2 separate regions of the Mus musculus genome follow, and region 2 is linked to region 1. Evidence: chromatin loops called from intact Hi-C (ENCODE). Cell type or tissue: heart. All regions are shown on one strand.

Region 1 (8,000 bases):
GGGCTAAAAATAAAAAAGCAAGTTTGGTCTGTTGGGGCAACACTCTGACACCCCAGCTCATAAGCAAACTTAATTAATTTTAGACAGGGTCTCTCTACATAGTCTGGCTGTTCTCAAATGCTTGGAGGTTCACCTGCCTCTGTCTCCAAGTGCTAGGAATAAAGGCGTGCACCACTACACCCGGCTCAAAGAAAAAATTTTAAAAGAGGGGCTGAAGATGAAACCCTATCTCAGTTTAGATGGTAGAATGCTTGCCTGGCTACAAATATTGAAGCGCAAGGAAAATTAAAAGAAATACAGGGAGAAGACAGTAAATGTATAAACGTAAATAAAATAACAATGGCCAGTAAGGGATGTGGAGAGGGCATCTACTACTTTAGAAAGATTTGCTGGAAAAGGCTTTACAAAAATGATGTCTGAGTGGCGTTTTCTTTGTGTGAGACAGGGACTCACTGAGTAACATTGGCCAGCCTGGAGCTCCGTGTTCGTGACTTCTTAGTCACCGTAGGCTTACAGATTTACAGGCTAAAAAAACTGACATTTCAAGTCTAACCTGTTCGCAATCTGTCAAATGTCTGCAGTTTAGAACAGCTTCAGGTTAAATGTCAGGGGTTGGTTGGGGGCAGGGATGGGGGAAGTGGCTGGGGATATAGCTCAAGTGTTGCAGCCTAAGGCTCTGAGGAATGTGAAGAGGAAGACGGAGTGAAGACGGAGTGAAGATGGAGAAGGTTGTACACAGAATCATAAGGGGCTTTGGCACAGGGAGCAGTCTGAGCTTCATCTGGAGGACAAGAGAAAGCCACAGCAGGGTTTTTAATTGACAGGTTCAGATAATCATCTTGGAAAATCATTGACCATGGGTGGGATGAGACATCAACCCTGAAGGCAAGGAAACTCGATAATGTGTTCTTACACAGACCCAGACAGAAATCCAAAAGACCAGTATTAAAGGCTAGGCTGGCAGCAGTGGTTCACCACTGTCATTCCAGCATTCTGGAGGCAGAGGCAGGCGGATCTCTCCTGTTGAGGCTAGCAAGGTCTACATAGTGAGTTCCAGGACAGCCAAAGCTACACAATGAGACCCTGTGTCAGAGAGTGAGAGTAGTGGGTGGGGAGGGAGGGAGAGGAGAGGGAGGGAGGAACAGGAAGGAAGGAACAGATGGTTCAGTGGTTAGGAGCACCCCCATGGTGACTAATAACAGTTTGTAACTCCAGTTCCAGGAGATTCAGGGTTCTATTCTGTCCTTCTTGGACACTGCATGCATGTAGCATAGAGACATATATGCAGGTAACAGACCCATATACATAAAAATAAATAATATTTTAAAAAACACATCTAAGCCAGATAGTGGTGGTACACACCTTTTATTCCAGCATGCAGGAGACATTAACGGGGGTTGGCAGTTTTTTAGCTTGTAATCTGTGAGTTCAAGGCCAGCTTGGTCTACAGAGAGAATTCTAGGACAGCCAGGGCTACACATTTGGAACAAGGTATTACTGAGTAGCTCCGGCTGTTCTGGAACTCATAGATTTCCTATTTCCTTAGTGCCAGGGTTAAAGGCCTGAACCATCATGGGGTTTCTGTTTTGTTTTGTTTTGTTTTGTTTTGTTTTATTTTATTTATTTGCCAGGCAGTGGTGGTGCCTGCCTTTAATCCCAGCACTTGGGAGGCAGAGGCAGGTGGATTTCTGAGTTCAAGGCCATCCTGGTCTACAGAGTGAGTTCCAGGACAGCCAGGGCTACACAGAGAAACCCTGTCTCGGAAAAAAAAAAAAAAAGATTTATTTATTGTATTTATATGAGTACACTGTCACTGTCTTCAGACACACCAGAAGAGAACATTGGATCCCATTATAGATGGTTGTGAGCCACCATGTGGTTGCTGGGATTTGAACTCAGGACCTCTGGAAGAACAGTCAGTGCTCTTAACCACTGAGCCATGTCTCCAGCCCAGGGTTTTTCTTTATACTCAGAATCCTCAGACATCCTCTGCCTCCCAGGTGCTGGGATTTCAGGCTTGACCCACCACACCCACTATTAAATATTAAGAGAAGCAGAAGTCAAGATTTGACCAGAGGGCACAATTCATTGTGAGAAACAAAGGTTGAGGATAAGTGAAAAAACAAAACAAAACATAACAACAACAAAACCCCCTAAATTCAGGTGATAAAAGCTGGGGGTGGAGGGTGCGTGAGCCTTTTTCCTGGGGGACACTTGAGTAGAATTTGAGGATTACCAAGTAACCTTGCTGTTGCCTATCTCAGTCAGAGGTTTCATGAAGCTCAGAGACCGGTACAAACCTTGGGCAGCAGGAAATTCAGGGAGTGAGGTTGAGGCACAAGGGATCAAGGAAAGGGCAATTTTGACTTTTGGAGGGGAAAAAAAATGTGAGGAACCACTGGAGACTTTTCAGCAGACAAGTGCCCATGGTTTTCTTTCTTTCTTTAACGTCCTTTCTTTGTACTTAATGGGGTTTCTTTATGTAGCCTTGGCTGTCCTGGAACTCACTCTGTAGACCAGACTGGCCTTGAACTCACAGAGATACCTAGGGTTTTCAACAGCATCGTTCAGCATCCGGGCCTCCTTCAGAATGGATGCTGGGTGGCAAGGTCAGGAACAGGGCTATCTGTGACAGAACTAGTGCAGGAGTTCAACTCAGATAAGGGACCTTGGGCCTCCATCATAGTGGCATGTGTGTTTCCTGAGGGCTTGGGAGTGGGGTGTGCAGGAAAGAGGACTCTCAACAGCAAGATTGTCCTAAACAAAAGGAAAGCTACTGCCATCTACAGAGACAGAGAAGGCTCAAAGACAGCCTCTCTGATTTCCCTGCTATTTCGATTCATTTGATGATTTTGATGGACGAGACGAACCTAGTCATATCTGGTCTGTGGGCGTTCAAATGGGAAAGTCAACCCCCTTTAAGTAGGAAAGCCAGGAAAAGAAAAAAAAAAAAAATGCCTGGAGACATTCGGGTTTCTACACTAGCACTCCTAGGGCAGACATGCCCACTTCCCGACTTTTCCATGAAAAAGCATTAGAGGTGCGCGTGTCTGTGAAAGATGGAATGTTACAAAGTGGCCCCAGAGAAACTTTTCTGGAGAGAAAGCGCTTGGTGAGCACATTAAAGGGCCGGTTTTGGCCCTCTTCCACTTCCTGCCCTTCGGCGTGGTTTCGCAGCAGAAGCACAGAAAGGTATCCAATGGACACCTCAAGAACAAGCCAGATGCGACGCACATCCGGCGAACACGCGGGCTTCATACGAGCTGACGCTGCAGGCTCAACCCCGCCGGCAACCTCCCAAAACCCACTCCTAGCTCAACTTTCACAATGACAACAACTGGCGTATCGGGCCGCCCCTAAGCAAGCATTCTCTTTTATGACTACCCATGCACCCCAGGACTGAGGCTTCCCCCCCGCCCCCCATCTCCCTTCAACTCCCCACATCCTCCCACTACGGATCAAAGGAAGGATCAACTCAAGTCGCGCGAACACCGCTGATCATGCGCCACAAAAAAAAAAAAAAAAAAAAGATCGGTAGGGTTGGGCGACCCAAAGATTCTCCCTCCTCTTTCCATTGGTTCCAGTCGCCCAGCTCGCCTCCCCTCCTAGCGAAAGGCTGCCGCCCTGGTGCGCTTGCGCATGCGCGTCGTTCTCGTGGCGCACTGAGCAGGCGCAGCCGCAGGCCCGCCGGAGCGGGGCGGGTGTAGCGGCGCGCGCAGCCTCCCGGCGCTGGGCTCCCTTCTGCCGGTCCCGCCCTCCGTCGCGGCGGCGCGGTGCACGCTGGGATAGGGAGCGATCTCCGAGCGAGGCGGCAAGATGGACGCGGGATTCTTCCGCGTAAGTCCGAGCGCGGGGATCCGGGGAGAGGCGAGAGGCTTGTTTGTAAGACCCGAGGGGGAGGCGCTCAAAATCCCGGACAGGACGGCCCGCGGAGGAAGGCCTTAGAGACCCCGAGGGGGTTCGTGGGCAGCGTCCCCCGGCCTCGGCGTTGCGGCCGAGACCGGTGCGCCCCTGCGCAGTCTCCTCCTCCGGGATCGTCCCCCCCTACGCGGCGGTGGCGGTGGCCGGAAAATGGCGGCGGGAATGGGCTGGAGCCGAACCTCACCGGCCGCCTGGCGAGGCCCTGTAGGCCGGGCGCCGCGCCGGCCGCCCGGGCTCGGGGCCTAGCGGAGCCTCAAGGAGGAAGTCTTTAGGGGGAGGCCGGTGGGAAGCCCGGGGCGGCTGCGGGGTACCGGTTGTATGGTTTGGGGCTCCGTCCTGAGAGGTGTTTGAGGAAAGGGGCCTTATTATTTTTTTTTTTTAGTGGCAGCTTTGGAGAAAATGGGTGCCCCCCCCCCAAACCCCGACGTACAGCGTCCACCCTCTGGGTCTTAAGCTTTCCCGGCGGCGCAGGGTCAGAGTTCGTGAGCGCTCCCGCCCAATTTGATAGCTCTTCGGGGAGGGGAGCTTAGATAATTTGTAGTTGGAACATTTGAATCGGAGGCTTTTGGAGTGAACGGTGTGTGCGAGGGTGGAGACAGATTACGGTTGTGACTCCGTCGCGCTTCCCGCTCTTCGCTAGCACCCTTTCCCAGCGGCCCATGTCCAGGCAGGGGACGTTACCTTGGAGGTGGTACATAGATCCCACACAGTAAGGCAGTTTATTAGGTCCACTTTGGAAGGAAAGTAGCTACAGGTCGAGATCTAGATGTATGGGAACGTACACTTGTGGGATTAAAAGTAGCAACAAACCCTTTAGGAATCGCTGATTCTTGTAATGCAGAGTAGAACCTTGTAAGACAGCTTGGTAAAAATCCAGATACCAGCTCTCTGTCATACCACTGCTTAGAGTTTTGCATTCTCTGAATCAAGCATATAGTTTACAGTTTGTGTGCATTTTTAAAGAAAAAATTGGAAGGCGGGGGAAGGAGGAGGGAGATAATAAAGGTGCTTCTTGTATGTGGTTCATGAGAGCTTGCCTAGTATGAACAAGACACTGGGGTCTATCTCCAGCACCTCAGATACTTGCACTACAAACTAGGCACTTAACCTTTGTAGTCAGTACTCATTTCTTATGGCACCGAAGTTAACACTTAAAAACAGTCGAAGGTTTCTTTCACTTGTCAATTGTCTCTTTTTCTCCCCCCACCCCCTTCAGTTTTTGTTTTGCCTTTTCAGGAAGTGGTTTATGTGTGTAGCCTTGGCCATCCTGGAACTCTGTAGTCTGTAGGCCAGGCTAGCCTTGAACTCAGAGATCTGTGTGCCTCTGCCTCCCGAATGCTGGGGTTGAATGAAGACTTGCACCCTGGCCAGGCTTGTCAGTTATTTCTAGTGGAAAGGAGATTGAAGAACTAAAACAAAGCGATATGTCAATTTTCAGGCGAAGATGTCCTTTGAAAAGGACAGGATCTGGAAAATAACCCACTTTTTAAAATATTCTTTTTACACTTACTTAAATGAAGTAGTTTTGTTTTCCCTGGGTTGGGTCTTTTGGGGGCAGGGGCAGTTGAAGTGTTTTGAAACTGGGTTCTCTAACCCAAACTGGCCTTGGACCTAGAGAGTCCTGCCTTGACTTCTCAGTACTAGAATTTCAGACATATGCTACACACTGACAAAGTGGGGGATTTATGTTCTGAGTTAGAAAAACTTACTAGGCAGTGGCGCACACCTTAAATCGCAACACTCTGGGAGGGAGGGGAGGCAGAGGCAGGCAGATCTCTGAGTTTGAGGCCAGCCTGGTCTACAGAGTGAGGCTACATAGAACCCTGTCTCAAAAAAATTTAAAAAGGGGAGAATGGGGGTGGGGAGGTAATTTTAGATCAGTTACCTAGTACAACCTGATTCTGAGTAGAATTCGATTTAAGAATTGGTGATAGTAAGCCGGGCGTGGTGGTGCATGAAAAACCAAAAAAAAAAAAAAAAGAATTGGTGATAGCATTCTCTCTCTCTCTCTCTCTCTCTCTCTCTCTCTCTCTCTCTCTCTCTCTCTCTCTTTCTCTCTCTCTCTTTCTTTCTTTCTTTCTTTCTTTCTTTCTGAAGAGGTGGTTGATAAGATCAAAAGCAGACCAGGACAGCTTTTGAACTTTTTTTTTTAATATTTATTTTATGTATATGAGTACATTGTAGCTGTACAGATGGTTGTGAGCCTTCGTGTGGTTGTTGGGAATTGAATTTTAGGACCTCACTCACTCGGGCCCAAAGATTTATTTATTATTATTAATAAGTACACTGTTGCTGTGTTCAGACACAGCAGAAGAGGGCGTCAGATCTCATTGCGGGTGATTGTGGGCCACCATGTGGTTGCTGGGATTTGAACTCAGGACCTCTTACCAGCCTGGCTTTGAATTTTATTTTATTTTATTTGAAACAGGGTTTCTCTATGTAGCCCTTGGCTGTCTTGGAACTCACTCGGTAGACCAGGCTGGCCTCAAACTCAGAAATTAGCCTGCCTCTGCCTCCCAAGTGCTGGGATTAAAGGCATGCGCCACCACTCCTGGCTGGCTTTGAACTCTTTAGAGATGGCCTATCTCTAAAGGTATATGCCACCACTCTTGGCCCAAAACTTTTTTTCTTTTTCTTTAAAACCTTTTTGGTTTTGCAGTACTAGGGCCCATGCACCATGCACCAGGCTCTGCACTCAGTCACAGCCTTTCTGGATCTCTTTCCGGTGACTAGGTTTGACCTTTCCACTGATATCCAGTGCTTATGCCGTGTAATGATCAGATGACGGTGGTTGGCATACCTTATCACCTCAGACATCCATCTCTATTTTTTGCTTCATTGCCATTAATTTGACGTAAAGAAAACATTCTCAGAGATTAGGTTGTGTGTTCTCAAGAAATATGGTAGCAGAACTGGCACACTTTTACAGGGTTGTTGTTGTTTTGTATTGTTGGTTGTTTTTGTTTTCCTTCTCAAAACTTAGTTTTGAGACAGGGTCTCACTCTGAAGCTCTAGCTGTTGACTGGTCTGGCCTGCAACTCATGGAGACCCTCCTGCCTCTGCCTCCTGAGTGCGGGCATTAGAGGTTTTGGACACCATACCCAACCCAAAACTTTTTGCTGCTGATACAGTCCTGGGGATCTCACCCGTGTGTTGTGCATGTTAGCTGAGTGCTCTTGTCCCTCTGCTATTCTCAGGCCAAACAAATGTTTTCAAGGGAATGGAGCTAGTCCGAAAACTAATCTGTAGATTTCAAGTCAGAGCCAGTTACTTCCAGGTTTAATTGAGCCAGGAGGAAGGATGAAATGAACAAAAACTGTGATGTGGTGCTGTTCTGATGAGTCCTTTGGTGAAGTTTTGTTCTCATTTACTTAAGAACTGTTGTTTGTTCCTCCAGATAGGGTTTTGTTGTAGTCCAGGCTGGCCTAGAATTTGCAAGTTTGTCTTTTTTGTTGTTTTTGTTAAGATTTTTTTTAGTATTATATGTAAGTACACTATAGCTGTCTTCAGACACACCAGAAGAAAGTGTCAGATCTCATTACATATGGTTGAGAGCCACCATGTAGTTGCTGAGATTTGAACTCAGGTCCTTCAGAAGAGCAGTCAGTGCTCTTAACTTCTGAGCCATCTCTCCAGCCCTGCAAGAACCCCTAATTCTTTCTTCTTGTCTTAAATTTTAGAGTTACGAGAGTATACCTTCTCGCCTGGCTTTAAATTCATTAATTCACATTTTCTCTCTTCTTTCTTTCTCTGCTCCTCTCCTCTCCATCTCCCCCTTTCTCTCCACCCCTTCACCCTCCCCCATCCATTTTCCTTTCTGAGACAGAATTAGAGGCCTGAACTCGGTATGTGGTTTAAGATACCTTGTCTTCCTTAAATGCCCATATTATTGGATTATATTTGTGCACCACATTTTTTGGTTCTTGGCATTCACCCCCTCTAACACACTGGGTTTCCCGTGTCTCTCTCAAGCTGTGGAGCCAAAAATGACCTTGAACTTCTAACCTTTCAAATCCCTAGGACTCAGATTACAAGTACCACTATACCTGGCTTATAGGACTCAGATCATAAGTACCGCA
Region 2 (8,000 bases), 200 kb after region 1:
CCGACTTCCCTAGCTAGCGACATGCTATAATGTGCCCCCGCCCCCGCCCCCATCACCTGGACCCTACACCCGTGGCACTCCACTCAGGGCCAGACCTTCAATTAAGTTGCAAAGGGCTCAGAGATTGGGGATGACAAAGGGGGCTTGGGGACTAATTAGGAGCAGCAACGAAAGCTTAATTCATAAAAGCAAACATTTTCCACCCATCAACCTGCAACCAGTTAAGGGCTACGTTTGAAAGAAATCTGTGCGTGGGGAAGGGAGCCAACAGGAACAGGAAATGTTCGAAAGAATGTAAACTATTTCAGTTTCATAAAAAGTAACAAGTAAACAGTTATTACATGCAAATAACGCCCTGGTTTTAATTAATGCTGAAAAGTCAAAAATATGTTTGACATTTGTATGTATATACTGAACGGCTGCAGCGCACAAAATGGTGCCCAGATGCCCGGTGGGAGCTGGCTGGCAGCTCGCAGGGAACTCCAACCTTGAGAAGGTCTTGTTTATTGGTGTTGAAAAGTACCATTTTGCCCCAGCAATAGCAGCCAGAAGCCGGCTCACTTCCTAACCCTGGAGGGCTCCCAGAGTTTGGGAAGGTGATTGCTCAGCCACTACTCAGCAGGCTAGTCTGATCTCCCTATCCCCAGGGCATGGGAACAGGGAGGGCTCTTCCACCCCAGAGTTACATGATGACGGGTTTCGGGTCCCAGCAACCTCCCACTCAACAGCCCCTGGCGGCAGCCACTGTGGCGTCTGGTCCTGCTTTCTTGCTACTACCGGGGTGGATCAGGCTGGCACATCAGCCAGCGTGAGCCTGGCCAGAGGCTGAGATGGCGCAGCCTTCAAACTTTTCATTCCAACATCCCATCACCCCACTCAGAATCCTCTATTTGAAAGTACCTGAAGAAGCCTCCAGCTCTGGGGAGACCATGCGCCTGGGAGACCACAGAGGACTTGTACCCCCGGGGAGAGAGGCTGGGATGCCTCGGCCCCAACTGAAAGACATCTATCTATACCCTGCTTGAGCTGTGCGTACAGGAACCTCCCTCAGCATCTTTTCTGAGATCACAGATGCTAGCGGGAGGGGGGGGTGGTGGCGGGGGGGGGGGGGGAGAAGGGCAGCACCGGAGACTTCAGAAGTTGCTAAACCCTGCGAGAACCTGCGAGAAAACTCTCCTTTACTCGAAAGAGATCACAGACATATCCACATAAAAGGGTGGCACTGCCTACCGGGCCTTGCTGAGACGAACTAGCTTTCCTCAATTCTCATCCCCACCTTTGCCATCCCAGAGTTCCCCCTGCTCACCTCGCCCACTGCGGCCCACGAATCGAAGGTCGTTGAACCTGGCCACTTGGTTCTTCATGACAGCGGAAGCGTTGCGCAGCTCGGCGGAGTAGTTCTCATCATTGCCGGCCATCACGGTCACCACCGTTCCATCCGGCACATCCCCCAGGGCCACCACCTGAGGAAACGGGCAGGAGAGAGGATGGCTTAGAAAAGCCAAAAGGAAGGGCTCACGCAGCTGCCCGCCCAGGTCCCAGGCTCTCTGAGGAGTTCTGAGTCAGGGTGAAAGAGGCTTAACCGCGTGTAGATCCGTTCCCAATACAACCAAAGCCTAGTGATGAGCTCCTAGCCTCCAGACTCAAATCCTGGGTCTAGTGGTTGATGGGAGCTCCAAGAAAGCATCCATTTTTATTACATTAAGTCTAGGCTAGAGCTATCAATCAACAAGGTCACAGGTAAGGGTGGGGCGGCAAAGGAGACGACACTGTTCTCGGCCAAAGAATCAGCAACCTTAATAACCGGGCTACTCCTTGCAGTCAATTAAGGCACTGGCCCTTAGGGGTACGGAATTTGGCCCTGCAGTGTGACCAAGGCCCAGTTAAATGGCCTCAACAGAGCCTGGATTCGTTATGCAGAGAAAATGCAAAATGCAAAACAAACTGCGTTTTTGCAAGTTGATCCAGAAAACCCCGGGGTAAGAGGACAGGGTGGTTTCGATCACTGAGCATGTACCTGCTGGGAACTGTTGGATGGGTGGGTGGAGATGCCCCTTAAATGTCATCTCTTCCCCCACTCCTTCCCACCCAAGGCGCATCAAGAGGCAGATGCCTTTTGAACCAGACTTTAAACAGAGTCACAGCCATTTAAACGTGGCTGCCGTGTGCAGGGACTGGGGATCCAGATGGTAAAGATTTCAAGGAGAAAATGTTTGGGGTCTGATTAAAAAGGCCAGATTTCCTGTCAACATCCTGTCTTCTTTTAATTTCAAAGATTCCTTTTAAGCTCCAAGTGACAGTAAAACCTCCGATCTGACGATTACAGTCACACGGCCCTCATCCCCTCCTCCCCCTTCTCCCCTCCTCCCTCTCCTCCCCGGGAGATTTCCCCCAATGGTATTTTAAGATGTCACCCGGGAGACCTCAAAGAGTCACCAGCCTTCCCCCCACCCCTTTCCAATTTGAAGTCTTAATGGGAGCAAGGAGGGCCTCAGCTGCCAGCAGCCGCGTTTCCAGCCACCTCGGGCATCACTACCTCCCAGCCGCTGGCCCTTCCTACTCTGTCCTTTCTCACGGCAGCTGTGAGAGGTTTAGGGGAAAACCAAGGCGTTTTCGTTTCATCTGGCTGCCCCCCTTACAAGAGAGAGAGAGAGAGAGAGAGAGAGAGAGAGAGAGAGAGAGAGAGAGAGAGAGAGAGAGAGAAACGAAACAGTTGCCTATCCCTGGTATCGTTGAAAAATAAATTCTCTGAACGACTCTGGGGCTACCAGGATGGAGGCATTCCCCAAGTCTCTGCCTATCTTTCGGGATGCAGACTTATGCCGGAGGCAGCCCTTTAGAACCGGCCTACGGTCGCCCTGTGCAACACTTCAGCCGCTGAGGTTGAGAGTGTGGGAAGGAAGTGTTTCTGCTGCAGAGCAGGAGGCGCGGTGCTAGGCCAGGCCCTCCTCGCCCTCTGTGCCCCACACCTCCCGGGTCCTCGCCCAGCTCCGGCGGTCCTCATCCCAGTTACCGGTTAGACTGTGCCAAAGAATCTGGGAGCCCCAGTCCTCCGGTTTCCATGCCACTATACTCTGCAGGGCCCCGTGAAGGCCAGGTGGAACGGGGTATGGCTCCTCCAGGCTGTCTGTGCCACCGAGAAGGAGCGCCCCAAGTGTCCGTGTCCTCCGGCAGAGAGGCCGCGGTGTACCGTTCCCAACGGGAGGTCTGGGGTTCTGACTCTTGGAATAGGAACGGCAGAAGAACTCCCCACGCCCAGTTCTCCTGGACGTCCTCCTGGTACCTTCCCTGACTGATGTAACCATATTTCTCTCTGGACCCGGGCTCGGGCAGCGGGGACACCCAGGTTCCTCTCATGTTCTGTCGGGCCTGGGCTCCTGCAGCGTGGGTGACCAGGCACCCCTATGTCCTGCTAGCCGGGTGACCCCCTTTTCTTCCACCACGGTACCTCCCATGTTCTCTGGGGTCTGGGCTCTTATTGCGGATCGCCTGGAGTCCAGCGGGGGTCCTTCCGGGAGTGGCATCCTGCAGTAGGGGCGCCCGGGTACCCCGGTGTCTTGCCAGCTGGGTGACATCCCCTTTCATGTCCTACTTCTAGGTGCTCCCCAAGTCCTCCCCGGTATGGGCTCCTGCAAATGGGGGCGCCCAGGTTCCCCGGTGTCCTCCCGGCTCGGGCCCCTGCACTCACCTTGAAGGCGACCGGCAGCGTCTTGTTGCAGCGCCAGTGCGAGGGCAGCACGGAGCAGAGGAAGTTGGGGCTGTCGGTGCGCACGAGCTCTCCCGCGTGGTCGGCCAGCACGTCCACCATCGAGCGCACTTCGGGCCGGGTGCGGCCGCCGGGGCCCGCGGTTGCCTGCGCGCTTAGCGCGCCGCTGTTCTCGCCCATCTTGCCGCCGCCGCCGCCGCCGCAGGGGAAGGCCGTGGAGGGGGGAGTGAAGCGGCGGCTGGTGCTCGGGTCTACGGGAATACGCATGCCGCGGCCGTCAGGGCGCGGGCGGCCGCAGCCGCGGGAAGCGGGAGGCGGGAAGGCGGCGGCTCGGGGCCCGGCCAGCGTGGGGGGTGGGGGGAGGGGCGGCGCCGGGGGAGGGGGTGCGCCCCGACGGTCGGCCGCGCGCCCGCTAGTCCCGCATCCGGCGCGCGCGGCCGCCCCACGGACTCGGCGGCCGCGGCCCCAGCCCGGATCCTAGAGAATCAAGTGGCGGCGACGCGGCCGCCCGCGCGGGGTTAGTACCCCGGGCCTCGGGGCGGGGCCGTGCGAGCGACGCGGGGCGCAGCCAATCGCAGCCCCCAGGCTCGGGGTTCGCCGTGGAGGACCCGGTGGCTCGGGCCCGCGCGAGCCAAGCAGGGGCCAGGCTCCGCCCCAGAGGGTCTAGACACCCGCGTCCCGGTAGCCGCGCGGGGAGCCGCGGTCCCCGGAGTCAGGAGCGGCCGCTGCGACCTGGGCAGACATCGGGTTTCCAGCCTCCTGGCTGCGGCTCGCTTCCCCTCCCTCGAGTCGCAGCCTGGCTGCTTCAGCTCTGGCCACCGCAGCCCGGAACCTGCACCCTCAGCTGGTTGCCGCGGTGACACCCAAGACGGTTTTCTCATTCCCTCCACTCCACAAACGATTTTGACCCTAGAGCTTCCACCCCACGAGGGAGTCCACAGCTCCGCGCGGCCTTGGCTCTCGTCTCTGTGGCTTCTGTGTCAACCTTCGAGGCAGACAGAATAGGGGTTGCCACAGGGACCAACAGTGGGGTGGGGACAACCACACGGCTCCTGTCCACTCAAAACTAATTTCAGGATCGCGCAGGCCTCGTGGAGTTGTCCTCTGTCTTGGCAGCTCATGGGTCTTTGAAAACTACAATGGGGCCTACAACAGTGTGCTTTTTTGGAACATTCCATGCTACACCATACGCATGCAACCACCGTCCGTCTAGTGGAAGTGGATGAGGGTCTGTGGCAGAAAGAAGTCTTAACGCTCAGACTGCTTTCTCCCCACGGATGGAAAGGGGTCCTCCTAGGGCCGGGCCATAGTCTTCTTGGCCCTAAAGCGCTGAGCCTACAGAGCTGTCAGGTGCCCTGTGGGAAATCGGCCCTGGGGTCTCTGTGTTCCTCATGCTCCGTGGCCCAGCAACTCCTGGACTTCACTAACAACAACTCTTTCCCGTCCCGTCTCCTAAGCCTGGCATGGGGGCACAGACACACAACTAGAGAGTCCACGGTCACCGGTCACCGAGGGCTGTGCTCTCCCCAACCCCGTGCACTCCTTGGACGGCAGCAACGAACGAATGCATGTGTTTCTCTCACTGCTTTGGAAATTCGACTGCATTTTCGTTGCCAGCGACAGTGAATCTGTCTGCAACTACCAATACAAGCCCCAGAAGCGACACGATTTAGGATCCGATGGCGACAGAGGCATCAAGACCTCATCCTGGCTCTGACCTCAGCTTAGAACACTCCATTTTGTCAAAAAACGAAATCAGGCGCTGTGTGTACAACAGCGGGGTACTAGGTATGTCCTGAGTCTAACGAGTGCCAGGAGAATTGTATTCTGCCCCTCTCTGGGCCTTATGCCAGCGCCTCAAGCCACCAGGGAAGCAAGGACAGTGAAGGTCCCTTACTGGAACTTTTTGAGAACCTATGATTCGGAGTTGACCATCACTAGGCCTTGGGCCGCCATGGAAACAGCCTCTGGACCAGAGGGGATCTAGGAAGCCTGGCCCTGAGCATGGGCCCTCAGGGGGCTCCCCTGGAAAGGGAGCACCGCTAGTCACCAGGTAGGACCCAGACCGAGTCGTCTATTCTGCCCTCGAGCGATTGTGGGCCGTGACTGGCAGCCTCTGCGATGCGATGCATAAATTCGATTTCTTGAGTGATTCCAGTTTGCATCTGCCCCATACTAGTCCCTCCGCCTGATTTCTCTTTCTGATCTTACAACAAATTAATAACCGGGTCTCCGGAAAGTGGGGCTACAGGAATGACCCAACATCTGACCCTGGGCCCGGACTCAGCTATAACCCTCGGAAGACGCGGGCACCAGATCCAAGGGTTGGGGAAGTGCTGGCCTTCAGTACGCAGCCTGAGGTCGCAGGTGAAGGGTCGCCCGGGCTGAAGCAGTGTCGTGAACCGCCCACTAGTTGGCGCTGGCGCCTTGCTGGCTGCTCAGTTGCCCCCACCAGACTCAGAGCACAGACTTGCGCCTGCAGCAGGGGCAGCACGGGCAGCACGGGTTTTCCAAGCCACGGAGCGTTGGGGAAGAGCTACTTTCTGGAGAGTGCGCGCCTGATTTCTCTTTATACCAGTGGTCACATATCAGGTAAATGGATAGTGTGGTGTTAGGCCGAGGGTTGCCTGCCCGGGTTCTCACAAAGAGATACGGTTCTTTGGAGTCCCAGATACCGAAGGGCCTGCAACCAGCAGAAGTCTCCCTTCAACAGAAAGGCGCCGCCCTGTTTCCCTACTTCTGTTCCTGAGCTCCGTTCTGAGGATAGGATAGAAGGCTCAGACTTTCATCCTTATACCTGTCTAGAACCAGACCAGTTTCCTTCTTTCTTCTCTGGACCGACAAACCTAGAACTATTTATGTATGGTCAAATTTTCAGACCAGGAGAGCTGCCACCAAACAGGACTCATCGCTCCCTCTCCCTTCCCCACCGTGCGTACATATGTTCCGTCTTTCTTTCTGTCCCACAGTCGGGCAACAGTCTGCCTTCTCTCAAATGCTCTCTTCTAAGAGCACCTCACTGTGTCCCCAACAGGGGACAGGAAGCAGAGATCAAAGCTCCTCTCTCACGTGTATGTCCATTGTAGGGTAAATTGGACCAGCCTGGGCCATCTACAGCAGGCTCTTATCCTGAGAGGACACCCCCGCCCTCCAAGCCACTAAGGCTTCTTGGCTGTGCAATGTTGCCTCTGTCTTTGAGGAAATGGACTGAGTGGGTCTCATTCCTTGGAAGTCAGGAGACAGGGAAGGGTAGGTTTCAGCACACTTGTTTCTGGCTCATCTCTGGTTAGTTCTTAAGTCTGCTTCCTCCATCCCTCTGGTCCAGGGACCCTGTGTCGAATATTCCTGAGCCTTCCTCTCAACTGTACAGGGGAGAACAGCTGAATCTGGGATCACGTGTGAAGTGCTTGGCACAGGACTGCTCCAGAAAGACGCTCTATCACGCCAACTGTCTTTGCCAAGTGTCACACCCTCACCTGTGAAACACTCATCTGGTGGTAGCTTTCACAGCGCTTTCTAGAACTCAGAACCTAGGACAGAGCTGTGGCCACCTTGCTCCTCCTTTCTCCTAGGCTGGCCTGAGGGCTACCTGCTGCCTACAGACTATCGGGTGCTTGCCTTTACATAGAGCTAGCACTGAAGGCAACTTTTGAGGGCCTTCTTGCTGTCAAGGCTCCAGACCTTCACTACTGCCCTCCCACAAGCAGCCCTGACCTAAGTAGAAAGTGACCATCACCATGGACACCACAGTCCTTTTCCTCTCCCCCAGAGGTGTCGGTTCCTTCTAGAAATGGAGTGTCTCCATTCTGGTCCCGGCACCCAGTGTGGATCCTGCCTACAGCTTAGTCTCTGGAACTCTCAGGGGACTTTCCTATGTTGAGGGACTTCTTTCTAACATTCTTTCTTGGGGAGGGGGAACTAGGGGTTCCTGCTGGCAGGAGAGGGGCAGTGAGCACTCCCTCCCCAAGGCTGAGAGAAAGTGAAAGCCATAAAATGCTGTTAGTAAACACAACTCTGTATCCTGTTTTCAGACGTGTGTAGTTACTTACACGGTATAAAATATTGAAATACAAAAGATGTCATGTACCCCGACTGAGCACACCTGCTGAACCCGTCAGAACCAGCGGTTGGTCAGAGTACTGTAACTAAATTGAGAAGCAATCTCTTGAGAGAGGTGGAGGCCCCATTTCAGAGGTTTCAACTCTGGGGTCATCTCTCCCGGGTGACTTGAGGGAAGGTTACTGAATGGGTGGGTGTGTTTTCCAATTGCAGAATTGAGAACCGGATTTAGAGG

What was found. Peaks named below come from ENCODE experiments on the same cell type or tissue, not always from the same donor. Only the 100,000 strongest peaks of a DNase experiment are listed, where the experiment ranks them.
Region 2: a loop joins it to region 1, with 5 times the contacts of the local background. A loop is called at or near these places in 2 of 42 quality-filtered maps.

Annotation. Positions count from the first base shown.
Region 1 is chr4:135,348,934-135,356,933 of GRCm38, reverse strand. Srrm1 (serine/arginine repetitive matrix 1) reads left to right here and starts at 3,788. Exons shown (of 18, transcript NM_016799.4): 1 at 3,788-3,837. The coding sequence starts at 3,817. In heart, no CTCF peak of the experiment used is centred here; DNase peaks (open chromatin) are centred at 3,233 and 3,673; H3K4me3 peaks cover 3,356 bases; H3K27ac peaks cover 3,266 bases; H3K27me3 peaks cover 281 bases.
Region 2 is chr4:135,148,745-135,156,744 of GRCm38, reverse strand. Runx3 (runt related transcription factor 3) reads right to left here and starts at 4,200. Exons shown (of 5, transcript NM_001369050.1): 1 at 3,689-4,200; 2 at 1,307-1,463. The coding sequence starts at 3,973. In heart, a CTCF peak has its summit at 6,110 (motif pointing right); DNase peaks (open chromatin) are centred at 1,380, 3,624, 4,294 and 6,134; H3K4me3 peaks cover 2,279 bases; H3K27ac peaks cover 1,096 bases; H3K27me3 peaks cover 8,000 bases.